2 separate regions of the Homo sapiens genome follow, and region 2 is linked to region 1. A link is a loop called in an ENCODE intact Hi-C map of the cell type or tissue named here. Cell type or tissue: Calu3. All regions are shown on one strand. Each heading gives the region's core, and the rest is flanking DNA. Links, peaks and the distances in the headings are about the cores only.

The links. A loop is a pair of places that touch in the nucleus more often than their neighbours do. Peaks named below come from ENCODE experiments on the same cell type or tissue, not always from the same donor. Only the 100,000 strongest peaks of a DNase experiment are listed, where the experiment ranks them.
Region 2: it touches region 1 in a loop (4-fold over the local background); 9 of 110 quality-filtered maps call a loop at or near these places.

What each region holds. Positions count from the first base shown.
Region 1 is chrX:47,023,862-47,034,665 of GRCh38, forward strand. JADE3 (jade family PHD finger 3) reads left to right here. Exons shown (of 11, transcript NM_014735.5): 5 at 863-1,053; 6 at 4,031-4,242; 7 at 9,760-9,927. Among named protein-coding and RNA genes, the nearest start is that of RGN, 49 kb to the right of the region's middle. In Calu3, for the core only: no CTCF peak of the experiment used is centred there; a DNase peak (open chromatin) is centred at 6,640.
Region 2 is chrX:46,799,293-46,810,096 of GRCh38, forward strand. No RefSeq gene overlaps it. Among named protein-coding and RNA genes, the nearest start is that of RP2, 32 kb to the right of the region's middle. In Calu3, for the core only: no CTCF peak of the experiment used is centred there; a DNase peak (open chromatin) is centred at 4,109.

The sequences.
Region 1 (10,804 bases), core at 3,561-8,560:
TGCCACTGCACTCTACCCTGGGCAACAGAGCAAGACTCCATCTCAAAATAAATGAATAAACAAACAAACAAATAAAGTAATAGCCTGAGATCACCATGTAAGTGAGTGACAGAAAAAAACAAGCCTCTGTGAGACTAAAGCTTGTTTTCTTTACCACCATCCAGTATTGTCTCCGTGACAGAAAATTATTAATTTGGCTGAAATATATCTTTGGTATGGGATCTGGCTGTGCCTTTGTGCAGATATCGCCCCCTCCCAGGTTGGTTTCCTCTTCTAAATAAACTTGGTGGCCATTGTACCAAGAACACACTAATGTGACGACATTTTATTAGAATGAATGGGCCAGTCGTGGTGGCTCACGCCAGTAATCCCAACACTTTAGGAGGCCAAGTTAGAAGGATTGCTTAAGGCCAGGAATTCAAGACCAGCCTGGACAACATAGTGAGACCCCATCTCTTACCCAAAAAAAAATTTTTCAAACGTTAGCCAGGCATGGTGGCATGTGCCTGTAGTCTCAGCTACTTGAGAAGCTGAGGCAGGAGGATCACTGGAGCCCAGGAGTTCAAGGCTATGGTAAGCTATGACCTTGCCACTGCATTCCAGCCTGGGTGGTTGAGCAAGAGCTTGTCTCTAAAAATTTTTTTAAAAATTAGAATGTTGGGAACCAGGATCCATGAGGGTGAATAAAGAATATTGTAAGCAGTCAGTGAGTTAACAGCACATGACAAAACTAAATTTGTAAAACCATTTGCTTTCTAGAAAGGAATCTGCCATACCTCCCAGAGGGCATTTAGCCATCCATTCAGTGCCTGAAATCTGTCATTTGTTGATTGTTATCATTGTCTTTCTGTTGCTTTTCTAGGATTATAGCTGAGAAGGTAAAGGACGTTCTGTTTATCCGACCCCGGAAGTATATTCACTGCTCCAGCCCAGACACCACAGAGCCTGGCTACATCAACATCATGGAGTTGGCAGCATCTGTTTGCCGCTATGACCTAGATGACATGGACATCTTCTGGCTTCAGGAACTCAATGAAGACCTTGCAGAAATGGGTAAGTTCTTTTCTCACAAGTAAGTTGTGACTTAATTCATGTTTTTTTTTTAAGTTATCAGAACCCTTTAGCTTGTTTTTATTTTTGTTGCCTCCTTTCTTTTCTGGCCTTTTCATTTATTTTTCTCATTGATTTTATCTTATTTCAGTGAGATATTTCTTCAAATGCATACATAGAAATAAAGCAATAATATTTAAATATGACCTTTTCTTTCCTCATTCATAGTTAATGGCACAGATCAAGGATAGCATATAGGTCTCATGAAGTTGTTTCCCAATTCAGGAAGTTTGAGAATGGCCATAGCTGATTGGCCATAGCTGATTGGACTTCTGGTTGAGAATTCTGAGGCAGGTTCCTGGCCTGAAAAGCAGTGTGATCAGTGAGCAGGGCCAGAGGTAGAGGCCCCTCTGGCAGGGGCTTGGAGAGAATCTCCAACTTCAGTATTGAGCAGCACCACTGCAACTGACAGATTGCTGTGACAGTACCCCTTAATGCAGGACTTGCTACCTGGAAGAAAAGTTGCAGGCCTAGAGCAAAACATTCACAAAGCAGTTCTTAGCTACTTCCACGGAGTTCTAGAGTTGTCATACAATATTCAAAAGATAAAATGAAACAAAAACAAGCAAATAAATTTATGTTTACATATGGAAGTAAACATAATTAATAATTTTAAAGTAAATGTGTGCCATACAATACCATACCAACAATACTGAGAAATGCTAGGCTGAAAGATAACTCATTTTATACTTACACACAGTTCTTGTTCATCTGTTTTCAGTCTAAGCAGTGTTCACGTCCAAGTTTTCCTGTAGATCTGTGGGTAGTTTTTAAGACTCCGTATAAGATATGGTGAAGGATACATTTGATCTCATTTTTGTTTGAATCACATTTTATTTCATTTTTGTTTGAATCACATTTGTTCATTGTTAGTATAAGGATCAGTGGTTTTTCTTTTCTTCCCGCCCTCCCTTTTTCCTTTCTTTCTTTTGAGGCTAGTATCTGAATGCACATGAATAAAAAACTGAAATTATATTAAAGCAGTTTGGCATGGGAATGATAGTTACTCTGCCAGTAACCAATCCTTATTCCTTGATTTTTAAAGCTTTTTGTTTTATGTCTTTTCTTGCTCTGCCCCCTAAGAGGAGAGGGGAGTGGTAAATTTAGGGTGGCAACCACAAAGAGAAGGGAATGAAAGACTGACAGAGAAGTAAAATCAGAATATGAGGACATAATCAAATGGATTCATGGCTCAATGTGCGCTTGTGTTCATAATGCATATAATATCCATAGCTATCACAATCATTGCAAGGCTGCCTTTGGCATGAAACTACCTTATTATGAGGTTCCTTTGGTATTTTGTAATTAATTCTCCTTGGGTGAGTTTTTTAAATAAACTTTTTATTTTGGAATAGTTTGATTTACAGAAAAGTTGCAGTTAGTACAGGGAGTTCTCATATACACCTCACAGTTTCAGTTCCCCTAATGTTAACATCTTACTTTACCATGGTACATATGTCAAAACTACAAAACCAATACTGGTACATTACTGTTAACTTCAGACTTTATTGGGATTTCAAGGTTTTTTTTTCCACTTACAACCTTTTTCTGTTCCAGGATCCCATCAAGTATACCACATTGCATTTAGGCTTGTAAGAATTTTAAAAGAGGATTGCAGTATCTCAAGCTTTTCTTTAGGGTGAATGATATTGCAGTGAGGTGTCTAAGAGCTTAAAGTAAACTTTTTAAAAACAATATTAAGCGTATTATGAATTAAGAACTTTTTAAGTTGAGTGCTGACTACATATTAAGCACCATACTAAGCAATGTACCAATATTACTTCATCTCAGCTTCACAACAAATCAGTGGGTTTCTTATTATTATACTAATTTCATAGATAAGAACACTAAGCCCTAAAGAGGATAAATAACGTGTCAAAGTTTACATAGCTAATATGAGGTAAGGTTGGAATTTTAATCCAAGTTTTCTTGTAACCAGACACTATATTCCTTTACTCCAAAAAAAAAATGTGTAACTTGTCTTGGCTGGAAAAATGAAACATAAGGCCTGGGCAGTTTTTGGTTTCATAAGTAGCCACACCTTAAAATGGTAGTTTATGTGGAATTCTAAAGTTTCTTAGGACATCTTATATTACAAATGAAGTGGAATACTTGGGTACATTTGTTTTGGATCATCTTGAGGATTATTCCGGAGTTTACAAGTTGTTAGAATAAATACATAAGTGCTGTCACAAAATTTGATTAATAAGTGTGGAAGGCTAAGATAAAGTTATAGCTGAGAAAAGGAATCAGGAAGCAAAGAAGGTAATTCCAGAATTGAAGTTAGACCTTTGTGAATATTAACAGGTTTATATGTTGTTATAGTTTGCCATTGAAAAATATTATTAGATTTTTTAAAAGTCATATTTGAAAAACAAAATATTTTATATGTGTAATCACCTACACATGGGACCTAGAATTTTCTTTTATGGGCTTCATACATTTTTATATGAAAATTTCCTTGTATAATCATTAGATATGCTCATTGAAGCTAACTTGCTAAGAATGAATTATTATATCCAAATAGTTATGTGATTTTAATTACTATGCTACAAATTATCGTGTCCAGAATTATAAAGCTTGGTGAAAGTCCTCCTACAGTGAGAATAAGAGAAAATATAGAGATTTAAGAGGAGACTGGCAAGGATTTGGACAAGAAATCGAAAGGGTCAGTAATATATCTTCTAAGGAACATGGTGAAATATACATCTCCTTTCATGTGTCAAACACTAATATATGATTATAGGTAAATGTTAGAGTAGCACTAGCAAAAGATTTTTTGAAATCTGGTTGTTTTAGAGCAGGAAAGAGATGTTTTTATCCTTTAGAATCCTACCCACTCCTGCACTGGGCTCACAGTAGGTGTTTTGGGAATGACAGCTGACTGATGGGTTGATTGATTGTTTGTATTTCTGTGCAGGTTGTGGGCCAGTTGATGAGAATCTTATGGAAAAGACAGTAGAAGTCCTGGAACGCCATTGCCATGAAAATATGAACCATGCTATTGAGACAGAGGAAGGGCTAGGCATAGAGTATGATGAAGATGTGATCTGTGATGTGTGCCGGTCTCCAGACAGTGAAGAAGGGAATGATATGGTGTTCTGTGATAAGTGTAACGTCTGTGTGCATCAGGTTAGTGAGAGTGGAGACCGTCATCTCCCTACGGTCAGCCTTTCTGAAGCTCAGTGATGATCTCCAGCACGCATATCTGGGTAGCAGCTTGCATTTAAGGGTGAAAATAAAGATTTGGCCTGGTTGTTCTTCAGTATTTCCTCTAGAAACAATGCTTCTTATGACCCCCAAGATGACTTGCTGACTAACTTTACCCCATGGGGCTAAACCCAGGTCTTTATTGTGTCACTTTATGCCCAGACCATTGGGATTGCCTTGTTCAGCTTGCCCCTAGGCCCCTGCCCCAGGGGGATCTCATTGCTGCCTGTCTGAGGTCTCTCCTCTTCCTTCAAATCTCCATGGCCTCATGAGGTTACACCCATGGTCAGTAACCTTGGTGAGTTTACACTTCCTACAAATAGAAGTCCAGACTCCTTATCCTGGCACTTGTAACCCTCCCCCATCCCCTAAACATGCCACTCCTAAGAATGTCCACCCCACTTTTAAAGATCACAGAATTTTAGGACTGCAAAAGACTGTCTAACTCCTCAATTTTACACAAATACCGGGAGAGGTGAAGTGACTTTACCCAAGCTGGTTATTTGTCATTCTTTCTACTATACTGCCTTTTTAATTAATAATGATGATTATGATATCAACCCTCCTTTCAGCTCTTTCCATTTTTTCCCCCACAAGCACTGTGTTCCAACAAAATAAGGTTACTCAAGGTGCAGTGATGAATATTCCTGACACTGTCCTATCTCCCATGTTTCAGCCACACTCCAATTTGTAAATGCCTCCTCCTATGTCCCAGCTATCAAAAATCTATATATTTTTCAAGGTCTAGTTCAAATCCTTTCTTGAACTCCCTTACCCTAAGTGATTTTTCATTCTTCTGAACCTGTTGTATATTTCATTCATTTTGTTAATTTGTCTAGCAAATAGGTACAGTACTCCGTGGGCCAGGATTGTGATGCATGCTGAGGACACAGTCAGTGATGAAGAGGCAGACATGGTCTGTGCCCCCAGGGAGATCATAGTCTGGTGAAAGAAATATAAGGAAACTGCCAATTTAGCATCATATGCCAAGTGTTTTTATAGATATAAGTCCAAGCTGCTGTGGAAATGCATCTGTGAGAAACGAGGGTCAGGGACAACTTCCAGGAGGTAGCACCCAAGCTAAATCTTAATGTCCAAAAGGAGATGTCAAGTAAACCAGCAATGTGTGTTCAGGCAGAGAGGAGAAATGTTCAGACAGGGTAGTGAAAGCAGGCAAAATATGTCAGAGGCAACTGAAGCCTTCAGAAACTGTAAAGTGGCAGAGTAGAGTAGGGAAGGCATGGAAAGTGAGGGTAGAGAGGGATACAAGAGACGTGTGTAAAGGACCGTCTGACAAACTAAGGAACTTCAGTTCTGTCCTGTCAACCCTGGAGGATATGATATGTATTTTAGAAAGATCATTCTGGCTACAAAATGACTAAAGTAATTAGAATAGATAACATAGCAGATAGAAACCAGGGCTTAAGATTATTTTAATTCCCTGGGCCTCTTAACCTAACCACCCTGTATGTAAAAGGTACTCAGAATTATTCTGTGACCAATTGGGTCTTTTTCTTCATTTACCTTTAACAAAGTGAATTTTGAAAATTTGTCTTCACTTTACCAATTATTGGCATTTATATCAGACTTTAAGTGAGAGCAGAAAATCTTTACCATTTAACTATGAACTTAAGTATTATATCTCACAATACAAGCCCAGAGTCCTTTCTCTGCAATTCCAAAATTATAAAGTTCTGAAAAACGCATGTTTTTGCTGAAGTTTCACACCAGAACTGATTTGAGGACAATACCACAACCCACCCAGTATGAGGCCATTTGTAGTCCTTATCCATTTTGTTTAAATACTCATATATTTTGTTAGAGAACTATTAATGTGTTTGGTTATATGGTATTGCCCCTGGTCCCACTGGGGGCTTAGGTCATATACTATATATATATATATACTTTCCTAAGATCTGAGCAATTCTGAATTTCCTAATTTTTCTTACCCTAGAGGTTTCAGATAAATGATTGTGGATCTGTAGTAGGCTTAAAAGGAATAGCATAAAGGTCATCTGTATATATTTCCTATGTTTGTCCTTTACAGTTGGGACAAAATAGTAAGTATTCTCAGGTTCTTTAACAAACTCAAATGTAGCATAATTATCTCCAATGCTATTTATTAGTCTTAAAAACGATTCCGGTAATGAATATAAATGATACCCCTTTCTCACATAGAAAGAGATGAGATGGCAATAACTGACCAGACCTTGCAGTATGTAAACTGGTATGTATTAAAGCTGGGACATTGGTACCCTATAAAGTTTCACATAAGAGATTCTTCCAAAGTGAGTATATTTACTTGGATTCTAAAGAGATACTTGGCTTAGAGCTCCCTCTGTTGGCTGAAAAGTGACTTAAAATACCTTGGAAGATTTGGTTTACTCCCTAACAGAATGGGGACATGTTGACATCTGAATTTATTAAACATGATTTTTCTTCTTTAGTGACACCATATTACATTTCAGTGTTTGTTCCTCAGTGACAAAAAATACACTTATGTGTACTTTAGAAGAGATGTGTACATAAGTAGCCTTTAGATTTTAACAATGAATTTAACATTTTTTCTTTAAAAAATGTGAAAGTTGGGCCGGGCATGGTGGCTCACGCCTGTAATCCCAGCACTTTGGGAGGCCGAGGCGGGTGGATCACGAGGTCAGGAGTTCAATACCAGCCTGGCCAATATGGTGAAACCCCGTCTCTATTAAAAATACAAAAATGAGCTGGGTGTGGTGGCATGCACCTGTAGTCCCAGCTGCTCGGGAGGCTGAGGCAGAAGAATTGCTTGAACCCAGGAGGTGGACATTGCAGTGAGCCAAGATTGCGCCACTGCACTCCAGCCTGGGCGACAGAGTGAGACTCCATCTCAAAAAAAAAAAAATGTGAAAGTTAGGGCCATTCTAAATCCTTTTACATGTATCTATGATCTTATGACTGTGAGTAAGTCCACAAAAGGGCTCAGTAAATGATGTTCTGCCCTATAGACTGGCCAGGAGCTAAAGGATATTCCAAGAGCCAGTCACTGACCTGACCTCTCTTCTGCCAGTCTGAAAGAGACTCTATTTTAGGGAGGAAGCTTGCTTTCATTTCCTAGCAAACATTCTGGGCCTCAGACAAAGAGCTTTAAAGGTTAGAAACCTTATAAAATGATGCCTTGCTCTTGTGAGAGGAGCCTACCTAGAGTCCAGCTTCAGTTCTTGAGCTAAATACATTTGTTTTATCCAACCACCTACTCAAGCTCAGCATAGGGGGCATTCCAGGTAAATTGATGATAACAGCTCTACCTCTAGTGACTTTAAAATCTCATTGAGTTCTGTAGGCCAGGGTTAATTAAAAGAAAAAAAAATACTAAAAATGTCACTGAGGAGAAGAAACACAACAGCAAATGTAGAGAAAAAGAATACATGATGCTGGCCGGGTGCTGTGACTCACACCTGTAATTCCAGCACTTTGGGAGACCAAAGTGTGGATCACTTGAGCCCAGGATTTTGAGAGTAGCCTGGGCAGTATTGCAAAACCTCGTCTCTACAAAAATTAGCTGGGCAGAGTGGCACATGCCTGTGCTCCTAGGTACTCGGGAGGCTAAGGTAGGACGATTGCTTGAGCCCAGGAGGTTGAGGCTACAGTGAGCCAAGATCATGCCACAGCATTCCAGCCTGGGTGACAGAGCAAGACCCTGTCTCAAAAAAAATAATAATAAAATTAAAGAACACATGATGCTGACTATGTACTTGGTGAGGGAAATTGCATGGAGTGGAGGATGGGAGTCAGGCAGTGGGACAAACGCAAGGGGCTACAGTGACCTGAGCAGGATTTTTGGAGGGGCCTGGAGTTTGAACCGGGTCTGGAAGGGTGAGAAAGGTCCAACTATGCAAACAACAGTTGACCATGTAGAGCAGGGAAGCTGCTTAGACACATGGATGTGAAAATAAGAATGACCAGTTATGGAGAAAACCAGGAGGCCTGCCTGTCCAAGTCAGAAGCCCTGTGTTTGGGTATAGTGGGGCATGAGATCAGATAGTGAAGTACAAGGAACAACAGGCTTTAGATAAGGAACCGGCAAACTTTTTCTTTAAGGATCCGCTGTAAATATTTCAGTCTTTATAGCCACATACAGTCTCTGTTACATGTTCTTCTTCTTCTCTTTACAACCCTTTAAAAATGTGAAAACCATTCTTAGCTTGTTGGCTTTATAAAACAGACCTTGGAAAATAGCCAACCCCTAGTTTGGATAGTGGGGAGCAGGTAAGAGCAGAAGGAATATCTAAAGGGCTTGCCACTGTACAATGGTATGAATTCTTTTAGTGAGGAGAATCTGGCAGTCAAGTAGAAGAAGGGTTGAAGGCGTGCAGGGGGAAAAAGAAAATGTAGAAATTAATCAATCCAGGCATGGCATAATGAGAACTTGGATAGAGCAAGTGGTGAGGACGGAGAGGAACGTCAGAGTCTTGGGGCCACTGTAGGGAGAATAGCAAGTACCAGGTCAGCAGATGAAAGAAAGTGAGTAATACAAGTCTAGGAATTTGGATCTGGAAGATAGGAAGTATGGTGGTGACACGGAAAGAAGGAGCTTGGAAAAGGACCAGGTTGTGGGGGGACCGATATTATGGTAACTGTTATAACTTGAATCTGAGTTGAGGGTGAATCTCCTGAGGCAGACAGAAATTTTGAAGCTGCCATATTGAATCAGTTAGTCTCTAATAGAGTAGAGCAGTAAGGAGGAAATGATGGGCAAAATTGGGGATAGCAAAAAGGGAGTCTAGAATGTTTCCCAAACTAATCTCCAGTTTCTCACAGTAATTATTTGTCCAACTTCATTCCATAAAGGATTTGAAGCACCTTCCAGAACTCATTATGAATTATTGTGATTAGTGTAATATTCTATTCAAGATTCATTCACAAGTCCCTGTTTCTTCAACCCAAGCAAGCAATTGCTACGATTTACTGAGTACTTTTTATGCACCAGGCGTTAATAGGCTTTTTATAAACGTCAGTTCATTTGCTCCTCAGAAGTTTCATTCTCTTTATTTTCTAAAACTTTTTTCTTGATCACAACAGTGTATGACTTTTAGGAAATGTTCAATAAGTGTTTGACTAATTATAATACATAGTCATTGAAGAAGCTTTAGAAAACAGACCAAAAAATGCTGTAATCACAACACTCAGATAACAGTTGGGTTAACGGTTGGCTGTATCTCCTCGTCTTGTTCTATCATCCTTAAAGTCAGTTCTCATGGACAGACATGCTGATCTTAGGAGAGATGCTGGAAGTTGCTTTTTTGAGTATTTTTAAATCACTCGATACTGGATATAAGCTTGTTCGGCTTTATTTGCCTTTCTCCCAAAAGCAGAGGATACTCTGTGACTGTGTATCAGAACAGATACCAACCCTGGTGAGAAGGTGCTGACCATTCTCCCCTCTCCTCCTCATACCTCCAGGCCTGCTATGGCATCCTCAAGGTCCCAGAAGGCAGCTGGCTGTGTCGCTCCTGTGTCCTGGGCATTTATCCGCAATGTGTGTTATGTCCAAAGAAAGGTGGAGCCCTGAAGACCACCAAGACAGGGACTAAATGGGCTCATGTCAGCTGTGCCCTGTGGATCCCAGAGGTAAGAATTCATCCAGGCCCGTGAGACCATTTGCTCCAGGGTGTCCCTGTTCCCCACAGCATTCAGACTGACTCAGGCTCAGTATGGAAATGCTTCATGCTTGCCCATGTTTCTGAAGTAATAGTACTTCCACTTGAGCTACCTCAGATCCTTATTGGATGCACACTTGCATGTAAGCCCATGGTGATTAATATATAGGTGGTATTCCCAGTGGTATTTGGGATAATACCCGAATATATACACGATATTTGGGATAATACCCAAATATATACATGATATTTGGGTATATCATGTATAAATTGATAAATTTGTATGAGAGGAGAGACACAAAAGACCAGGGTGTGAGCAGCAGAATTTTTTAAGGTAAAACTTATATTTAGATGCCAAATTTTAAGTGTAGAGTTTTGTGATATTTTACACGTTTGTATCTGTAACCACAACTCAGACCAAGACATGAAATACCCTAAAAATAGACATAAAGCACCCCAGAAAGATCCTCTATACCCACTTTCCAGTCTCTATCCCCCAAGAATAACCACCATTTTTGTCTTGATCATGATAGATTAATTTTATCTGGTTTTAAACTTCATACAGTATGTATTTTTTTCGGTCTGGCTAACACTCCATGTTGTGGTGTATATCAATAGTTTATTCCTTTCTATTGCTAATATTCCATTGTATGGATATACTCTGATTTATTCATTTTCCTTTGATGGGCATTTGGGTTGTTTACAGGTTTAGGCTATTACAAATAAAGTGAGCAGTAACTCTTTGTCTACTGTGATGATGCCCTTTACTTTTTTATTTTTATTTATTTTATTTTATTTTTGAGACAGAGTCTCGCTCTGTCACCCAGGCTGGAGTGCAGTGGCGCTAT
Region 2 (10,804 bases), core at 2,027-7,026, 230 kb before region 1:
TGGGAGGCCAAAGCATGCAGATTATTTGAGGTCAGGAGTTTGAGACCAGCCTGGCCAACATGGTGAAACTCCATCTTTATTAAAAATACAACAACAAAAAAATTGGCTGGTGTGGTGGTGCACACCTGTAATCCCAGCTACTCAGGAGGCTGGGCCTCGAGAATTGCTTGAACCCAGGAGGCAGAGGCTGCAGTGAGCCAAGATCGCACCACTGCACTCTATTCTGGGTAACAGAGTGAGACTCTGTCTCAAAAAGAAATAAATAAGGCCAGGCACAGTGGCTCATGCCTGTAATCCCAGCAATTTGGGAGGCTGAGGCAGGTGGATCGCCGGAGGTTGGGAGTTCGAGACCAGCCTGACCAACATGGAGAAACCCCATCTCTACTAAAAATACAGAAAATTAGCCAGGTGTAGTGGCACATGCCTGTAGTCACACCTATTCGGGAAGCTGAGGCAGGAGAATCACTTGAACCCCAGAGTTGGAGGTTGTGGTGAGCCAAGATCATGCCATTGCACTCCCACCTGGGCAACAAGAGCAAAACTCCGTCTCAAAATAAATAAAATAAAATAAAATAAAATAAAATAAAATAAAATAAAATAAATGTCATCATAGATTTGGTTCTTTCAGGTGGAGGGGCCAGGTAGATCAGCCCATGCTTCGTCAGGTGAACTTCTTGTTCTTGCCATAGGAATCTAGCGATGGGTATGTTAACACATGTCAATCCTACCAGGGGGAAAACAGATGCTAATAGGCTGAGTCGTGTAAAACATCTCAAGAAATTCTGTCAAATCCTAATAAAATAAGAGCAATTGTTAATCAAATTCAGTATTACAAAACATTTTAATCTTTGGTCAATTATTTAATAGTGATTTTGAGCACTTACTAACTACTCTGATTTAGCATACATTGTTTCTTTTAATCCTCACAACAATTCTATGAAAGCACCATACTATCATCAGCAGCACCATCCTTATTTTATTTTACTTTTGAGACAGGGTCTCACTCTGTTGCCCAGGCTGGAGTGCAATCAGAGCTCACTGCAGCCTCGACTTCCCAGGCTCAAGTGATCCTCGCATCTCAGTCTCCCAAGTACCTGGGACCACAGGCACACGCCACCATGTCCAGCTAATTTTTAAATTCTTTTGTAGAGATGGGGTCTTGCTATGTTGCCCAGACTGGTCTTGCATTCCTGAGCTCAAGCATCCTCTGTCTCTGCCTCCCAAAGTGCCAGGCATGAGCCATCATGCCCAGCCTAAATTATTTTAAATATTTAGTAGCTCTTTTGCATTTCCATGACTGGGAATTGCTTGTTCATGTCCTTTGCACTGCTCCCAGCCATTATCCCCATTTTACATAGGAGGAAAGTGAAGTTCAGGAATCTTAACTTGGCTGTGGTCACAAGTTCCTGGGATTCAAGCCACTGTAATCTGACCTCACAGCTCATGCTCAAACACTGTACTGTTTTGCCTTCTGTGGCCCCCATGTTTACTTACAAAACTTTATAGTACCTATACCTTTATAGGTATAGTATAGTATAGGTATAGTACCTATACCTTTATAGGTACTTTAAAAGTTCACTATAATAAAATTTCTGGCTGGGCACGGTCGCTCACGCCTGTAATCTCAGCACTTTTGGAGGCCAAGGCGGGTGGATCACCCGAGGTCAGGAGCTCGAGACCAGCCTGACTGACATGGAGAAACCCCATCTCTACTAAAAATACAAAAATTAGCCAGGAGTGGTGGCAGACGCCTGTAATCCCAGCTACTCGGGAGGCTGAGGCAGGATAATTGCTTGAACCCAGGAGGCGGAGGTTGCAGTGAGCTGAGATTGCACCATTGCACTCCAGCCTGGGCAACAAGAGAGAAAATCCATCTCAATAAATAAATAAATAAAATTTCTACATGTGCACTTCACTTTGGAATAAGTGTATATGTGGTGACATTGTTGGTTACCTACCCAGCATCCATCCTTTATCCTGCTTGTTGAAGAAACCCCAATTTTATTTAAGTATCTCTCCCTCCATTTGTTCAGCCTTTATAATTTAGTGAAGGTGATACCAGCTCACCTTGAGGGGCAGGTCCTGAGAAGTCTAGGCTAGTCATGGTAATCCTATTGCCCCTACCTGAGAAGCCAAATCCCAGGCTTACAACAATTAATCCAGCATTTCTCTCTGGGAACTGTTATGACTCCAGAGGTAATGACCAATGACCCAAACTGGCCTAAGAGGTGTCAAGTAGAGAACATTTATTCCTTGGTTTGATTGTAAATTTTCTCTCTTTCTCTCTCCCCCTTTCCCTCCCTCACTCACTCCCTCACTTCCACTCTCTCTTTCCCTGCCCCCCTTTCTTAACTCGTCACCTCTTTGTCTCTATGTCTATCTCTGTCTTTCTCACTCTCTTTGTCTCTCTCTCTCTTTCACACACACACACACACACACACACACACGCATACACACAGCTGTCAACGTGAAATTGCACCTTACACCAACCATCCCAAGAAAGAGCTGAAAAACCAAACCTGTTCCATTCATTCTAACTGCAAGTTTTGCAATGGTTACAGATAAAGAAACTGCATCTGGGACAAGACCAAAGTCATTTACTCCTCTCTTCTCCCTACTGATGACAACTCCAATTCTGCTTTGGCTCAGGAAGTTACCTACTTTTGAGGTGCTCCCAGATGCCCATTGGCTATATAAAGCCTTTAATCTCTATTTGAATCATTTTCATTTATTTCTTTGTTGCTATCCACTTGTCCCAACATACTATATTAAATATTCCATTCAGTAGCATTCCAAAGAAGGTGGGGGTGGGGGTAGGAGCAGTCCATTCAGCAGCTGGAGTAGGAGGAGAATTTTATCATTGACATTCTTCAGAATCACTGATGCCTGATGATGATAAAAATAAGACTGATTTATCCATCCTTATTATTGTTTGCAAATTCTTCATAATGGTGAACCCCTATGCTTCTATACTTAGGGTGAGCCATCGCACTGTCCCTCTTCCTAGCTTGGTACTCCACTGAGTCCATTTTTTTCCTACTGATTCAATTATTATGTATCAATTTCCATTCCTGGGTTTCCTCTTCTATTCCCTCGGTCTATCTCTTTATATTGAAGTTCACTCTCTTTTTTTTTTGAGACAGGGTTTCACCTTGTCTCCTAAGCTGGAGTGCAGTAGCACAATCATGGCTCACTTAATCCTCCAGTCTCAGCCTCCCAAAGTTCTGGGATTACAGGCATGAGTCACTGTGCCTGGCCCTAGTTACACTCTTAAGGCTTTATAATATGTCTTAATATCTGATCATTCTGGTTCCTCTATCATTGCTCTTCTGTTTTTTCAGATTTCTCTGGCTACCTTTTCCATATGCATTTCAAGATCAGTTTGTTTAGTTGTGGCTTCTGGTTTTGACTATAATTTTAATCGAATTTGAATTAGAACATTTGAAGTTTATAGTCCATTTGACATTACATAATATATAAAGTCATCTACCAAGGTTAGGGAAATTTCTCATTCTATTTATTATAATTTAAATTTTTAAAATTTTAGCCGTTCTTTGTTTTGTTGTTGTTGTTGTCTTGTTTTGTTTTTTTGAGATGGAGTCTTGCTCTGTCGCCCAGGCTGGAGTGCAGTATTCGATCTCAGCTCACTGCAACCTCCCCCTCCTGGCTTCAAGCAATTCTCCTGCCTCAGCCTCCTGAGTAGCTGGGATTACAGGTGCCTGCCACCACACCCAGCTAATTTTTTGTATTTTTAATAGAAACGGGGTTTCACCATGTTGGCCAGGCTGGTCTCTAACTCCTGACCTCGTGATTCACCTACCTGGGTCTCCCAAAGTGCTGGGATTACAGGCATGAGCCACCGTGCCCAGCCTTTAGTTGTTCTTTGAATAGGTGATTGTTGTGATTTGAATGTTTGTGTCCCCTGGGAAATTCATGTTAAAACTTTATCCCCAATGCAATAGTGTTAAGAAGTATGACCTTTGAGAGGTGATTGTGTCATGAGGGCTCCACCCTTATGAATGGGATCAGCACCCTGATAAAAGCGCTTAAGTTTGAAGGGAAAGGGCTCTTTCTTGCCCTTCCACGTTCCACCATGTGAGGGCACAGCAACAGGTGTTGTCTTGGAAGCAGAGAGCAGCCCTCACCAGATATCAGTGCCAGAACCCTGATCTTGGACTTCCCAGCCTCCAGAAGTGTAAGAAATAAATTTCTGTTCTTTATAAATTACCTAGTCTTAGGTTATTTTGTTATAGCAGAACAAACAGACTAAGACAGTGATAAACTCGTGCGGTGCAAAATTCAAAAGGAACAAAACATTTTATTTATTTATTTATTTATTGAGACAGAGTTTTGCTCTCGTTGCCCAGGCTGGAGTGCAGTGGCATGATCTGAGCTCACTGCAACCTCCGCCTCCTAGGTTCAAGCGATTCTTGTGCCTCAGCCTCTTGAGTAGCTGGGATTACAGGCGCCTGCCACCATGCCCTGCTAATTTTTATATTTTTAGTAGAGACGGAGTTTCGCCATGTTGGCCAGGCTGGTCTCGAACTCCTGAGCTCAGGTGATCCGACCGCCTCAGCCTCCCAAAGTGCTGGGATTACAGGTGTGAACCACCGCACCCGGCCAGAACAAAACATTTTATAGTGAAAAGTCATTTCCCCATCCCATCTCCCAGACACCCAGTTTTCTTCCCATGAGGCAACCTATGTTGCCAGCTTTTATCAGAGATGGTCTATGTGTAGACAAGCAGATATATGGGTATATTTTTTTCCCTTTGTATATAAGTGGCACCACACTTTACACACTGTTCTGTGCCATGCATTTTCCACTGAACAATATTTTTGGGAAATTATTTCAGGTTAATACATGAAAAGCTTCCCCTCCCCCAGCTGCATAATACTTTATTGAATAGATGTACCACAAAGTACCACTATTGCTGTTCATTTAGGTGAGGAAAGATCTCTTGCTATTATGTACTGTATGATTCCATTTGCATGAAATTCTAAATATTGCAAGATGATCTATAGTGACAGAAAGCAGATCAGTGGTTGTTCTGGGGATTGGATATGGGAATAAGGGGATGTGACATCTGTCAAAATTTGCTGAATTGGGCCAGGCGTGGTGGCTCACGCCTGTAATCCCAGCACTTTGGTAGGCCAAGCGCAGGGGGCTGGGAGGGTGGATCTCTTGAAGTCAGGAGTTTGAGACCAGCCTGGTCAACATGGTGAAACCCCATCTCTACCAAAAATATAAAAAATTAGCTGGGTGTGGTGGTGCACACCTGTAATCCCAGCTACTCAGGAGACTGAGGCAGGAGAATCGCTTGAATCCAGGAGGTGGAGGTTGCAGTGAGCAGAGATCACGCCACTGCACTCCAGCCTGTGTGACAGAGCGAGACTCCATCTCAAAAAATAATTACTGAATTGTACACTTTAGGTGAGTGCAGTTTATTGTACCTAAATCACACTTCAATAAAACTACTTTTCGCAAATCTAATGCCATTACCACAATGCTATAATAAATAACCTTTATATACATGTCCATTTTTTTCATCTCCACCTGTTTTCTCAAGTATTTGTCATGATTTTACAGTAACCGATTTTGTTTATTTTCAGAAAGGATAATCTTGGTACAAAAATATATTCATTTGTTTATTTAGTTGTTCAATTTTTTTTTGTCTGTTTCCCCCACCTCACTCCCTGCCCCCAGGAGAAAACAGGAACCTTGTCTATATCATTCACTACTTTTTATCCCCAGAGCACAGAATAGTGCCTAGCACAGAGTAGGTGTCCAACAAATATCTGTTGAAAGAAAGAGCATTAAAAATGTATATTTTCAGGCTTCACTTCTAGGGGTTCAGATTCAGTAGGTCTGTGGCAGGGCCTGGGAATCTGTATTTTTAATAAGTGCCTCAGATAATTCTGGTTGTCAATCAGGTTGGGATTCAGGCCTACCCCCTTGCTGCCCCAGGTAACTGCAGCAGTCTTCTTACTCCTTCCTGCGTGCTGTGCCCCTTCTTAAAACATTGTGATGTAGTAGATTGCTTCCAAAGATTGCCACAACACTCCTTCCCATCCTGAATGCCTTTTTCACCATGACTTTGCCACTCTTACTATCAAGAGGTGGAGCCTCTTTCTTCCCCTTGAATCATGTCTGATCTTGTAGCCTGCTTTGACCAATAGAATGTGATGGAAATGGGTGCTATGCCAGTTCAGCTCAAGGCCTAAGCCTTAAGAGACCTTGCAGCTTCCGTTTCTGCTCTTTTGGAAGCTATGTGAAAGAGAAGCAAGCCACCCAGCCAAAATCCTCCACCAAGGTCCTAGACATGTGAATGAGGTAATCTAGGATCCTTCACTGCTTGTGGAGCCACCCCAGTTGACAACACATGGAGAGGGATCAAGCTGCCCCTACTAAGCCATCCTCAGATTCCCAACTGACAGAATTGTGAGCAATTAAATGGTACTTGTTTTAAGCCCCTACATTTTGGAACTGACAGTTACAAGGTTATAATAACTAAAACAAATGCTATTGCATTGCTTTCAGGATACATCCTTAGAGGGTTTGAAAGACCTGTGATGATGTGACCCCTGGTCATCTCTCTAAACTCACCTCCTGCTAAAGCTACCCAGTCTAGGAAAACTTACCTGAGTCCCTAGGCTTCAGATGCTGTTATAGTTGACTTCTGACTTTGGAATAAGACATCCCTGGCGTTGTCCAAATTGCGTGGCCTTGATTAAGTTACCAAAGCACTCTTGGTTTTATTATTCTCATCTTTGACATAGGAATGATAATAGCACTTAACTCATAAGGGTGTTGCGTGAATTCACTAAGATAATGCATGACAAATATTTAGGATAGCACCTAGCACATGGGTGGAACACAATAAAGGTTAGCAATAATAATAATTACTACATTATCTTGTAATTGTCTGTTTTTGTTTTGTTTGGTTTTCCCCTCTAGATTGCAAGCACTGTGTGGACAGCAGGGACCATACCTTGTCCATTCTTATATTCTCAGGGTCTAGCATAGTAGGTGTACTCAATAAATAACTGTTAAATACATGAATGAACGAATGAATCAGCAAGAGAGTAAACAAACAAACTTATTAGTGATGCGATATTGATGAACTGAACTGCTACACGTATGTACACTGGTATTATCTCTTATTCTTTAAGAACAGAGCTTCAGGTATTCATTAGGTTCTCTCATTACAACAATGTGGTGAAGTTGTCTCAGAGTCCTGATTAGATAGGATCACAGGGCATGTTGAACCAGATTCTTTCTTATATTTTATTTTATTTGAGATGGAGTCTCGCTCTGTCTCCCAGGCTGGAGTGCAGTGGTGCGATCTCGGCTCACTGCAACGTCCGCCTCCCAGGTTCAAGTGATTCTCCTGCCTCAGCCTCCCCAGTATCTGGGATTACAGGCACCCACCACCACACCTGGCTAATTTTTGTATTTTTAGTAGAGATGGGTTTTCACCATGTTAGCCAGGCTGGTCTCGAACTCCCGACCTCAGGTAATCCACCCACCTCGGCCACTCAAAGTGCTGGGATTACAGGCGTGAGCCACTGTGCCCGGCCTTTTAAAAATTTTTTAATTTTTTAAATTATTTCTTTGAGACAATCTCACTCTGTCACTCAGGCTGGAGTGCAGTGGTGTGATCTCAGCTCACTGCAATCTCCGCCTCCCAGGTTCAAGCGATTCTCCTGCCTCAGCCTCCCGAGTAGCTGGGACTACAGGTGTGTGCCACCACACCTGGCTAATTTTTGTATTTTTAGTAGAGATGGGGTTCCACAACAGTGGCCAGGCTGGTCTTGAACTCCTGACTTCAAGTGATCTGCCCACCTCAGCCTCCCAAAGTGCTGGGATTACAGACGTGAGCCAACGCACCTGGCCTCTGACTCTTTGATTATGTTTTTTTGGTCTTGACTTTTTTCTTCCAACACAGATGCTATAGTTGGAATCTCAGTTAAGTCTTCTTCTGAAAGTGCTACGTAGATCTCTTAATTTTGTCAAGCATAAGGCCTCGCCTTTAACTTACATTGTTTATCTGTTTATAACAAATCGTATTATTGGGATTACAGGAAAAGCATTTTGGTGGAGTTTTCTGTTTGTTTTTTGCAGAGAGAAAGCAGTTTTCTATTTACTATTTCTACTTTAAGCTTCTGCAAGACTGTTTTTGTTTTTGACAACAAGCATGAACTGCTGGTAGTCAAGGAGATAGGATCATTACTGCAGTCTGAGAGTTGAAAACATCCAGATGTGTCACATTATTAATTAATCTGCTGCATTATTTTTCCATCTTATCTTCAAACACTGTCTCTTGCTACCCTGGTTATTAACAAGTAGTATAATTTATCCCTCAGAGGCCCTCAGAGTGACATAATTGTATTTTTAAAAACAGATGTACAAAACAAGGCAGGAAAGTATCACGTATTTTATAACACCAGAGCCTACTTACAAAGTTAAATAATTTAATGGTGATTTACAACTTAACATGTAGCTTATGTAACATGAAAAAAAATCTATGAGATAGAAATTAATGTGTTTTGTTGTTTTTTCAGGTTGTTTGTTTGTTTGTTTTGAGACAGGGTCTCATTCTGTCACCCAGGCTGGAGTGCAGTGGTGCAAACATGGCTCACTGTAGCCTTGATGTCCTTGGCTCAGGTGTTCCTCCCATCTCAGCCTCCCAAGTAGCTGGGACAACAGGCATGTGTCACCACGCCTGGCTAATTTGTGTATTTTTTTGGAAGAGATGGGCTTCGCCATAATGCCCAGGCTGGTCTCAACGTCCTGGTCTCAAAAGATCCTCCTACCTCAGCTTCCCGAAGTTCTGGGACTACAGGCGTGAGCCACCATGACTGACCTTCTATTTGGTTTTGAGGGTGTTTGTTTGTTTGTTTTGTGAGACAGAATCTCGCTCTGTCAGCCGGTCTGGAGTGCAGTGGCACAATCTCGGCTCACTGCAACTTCCACCTCCCGGGTTCAAGTGATTCTCCTGTCTCAGCCTCCCTAGTAGCTGGGATTACAGGCATGCACCGCCATGCCCAGCTACTTTTTGTAGTTTTAGTAGAGGCAAAGTTTCACCATGTTGGCCAGGCTGGTCCCAAACTCCTGACTTCAAGTGATCCACCCACCTCTGCCTCCCAAAGTGCTGGGATTACAGACGTGAGCCACCACCTCCAGCCTGTTTTGTTGTTGTTGTTGTTGTTGTTGTTGTTGTTGTTGTTGTTTTTCAAAATGAACCTTAACTTTTCCACACTATATTCATTGTTCCCATCTCCTCTCCTTTCAGTCTCTCTTGAACACCCTCCAGTCAGGCTTTCGTTCCTGTATCTCCACAAAAACTGCTCTTGTCCTAAGTCCCTAACAACCTCCACGTAACCAAATCCTGTGGTCATTTCAGTCTACGTGAAAGACTTTCTTCTTGTGGCCTCTGGACTCTTCTTCCACCTCATTGATTATTTCTTATTAGTTTTTATTTAACTTTTTATTTTGGAATAATTTAAGACTCACAAGAAGTTGCAAAAATACTATAGAGAGATCCCATATACCTGTTCCCAGCTTTCCTGTAACGATAGCTTTTGACATAACCATAGTATATAATCAAAAGCAGTAAACTGACATTGTCACAATACTCTTAATGAAACTACAGAACTGGCCGGGTGCGGGTGGCTCACGCCTGTAATCCCAGCACTTTGGGAGGCCAAGGCAGGCAGATCACTTGCGGTCAGGAGTTCAAGACTAGCCTGGCCAACATGGTGAAAACCCGTCTCTACTAAAAATACAAAAATTAGCCAGGCATGGTGGCAGGCACCTGTAATCCCAGCTACTCAGGAGGCTGAGGCAGGAGAATCCTTGAACCTGGGAGGTGGAGGTTGCAGTGTGCCGAGATCATGCCACTGCACTCCAGCCTGGGCCACAAGAGCGAAACTGTGAAGAAAGAAAGAGAGAAAGAGAGAAGGAGAGAAGGAGAGAAGGAGAGGAAGGGAGAAAGGGAGGAAGGCAGGAAGGAAGAAAGAACAGAAACTATGGAACTGAATGAACTTAATGAAACTACAGAACTATAGAACTGGTGGATTTCACCAGTTTTTATATATGTTTACTTTGAGGGGTGATTGTATAGTATAGATTCATGTAACCACCACCACAATCAGGACACAGAACTAGTCCACTGCCACAAAGAAACTTCCTTTTGCTACCTCTTTATAATTATACCCTATCCCTAGCCCCCGCCAACCATTAATCTGTTCTCATCATTAAAATTTTGTCATTTCAAGAGTGTCATATAAATTGAACATTTTGAGAAACAACACAGCAAATTGTCTTTTTTCACTCAGCATAATAACATGAGAAAACATGAGAAAAAACATAATTCAAGTTGTTACATGTATCAGTAATATATTCCTTGTTCTGCCTGAGTAGTAGTTCACTGTATGGATGTACCACTTTACCTATTTGCCCATTAAAGGGCATTTGGCTTGTTCCGAGTTTCTGGCTATTACAAATAAAGCTACTGTGAACATTACTTATGGGGAATGCATCGTTTTTCTCTGGCTGCTTTCAAGAATTTTTCCTTTGTCATTACTTTTCAGAAATTTGATTATGATGTGTCTGACTGCCGATTCCTTTAGGTCTATCCTGTTAGGATTTGCTCAGCTTCTTAAGTTTTTAGGTTTATGTCTTTTACTAAATTTTGTTATTGTCCCATAGGTCCCTGAGGCTCTGTTCATTATTTTCCAGTCTATTTTCTCTCTTATTCATATTGGGTAATTCCTATTGATCTATCTTTAAGTTCACTGGT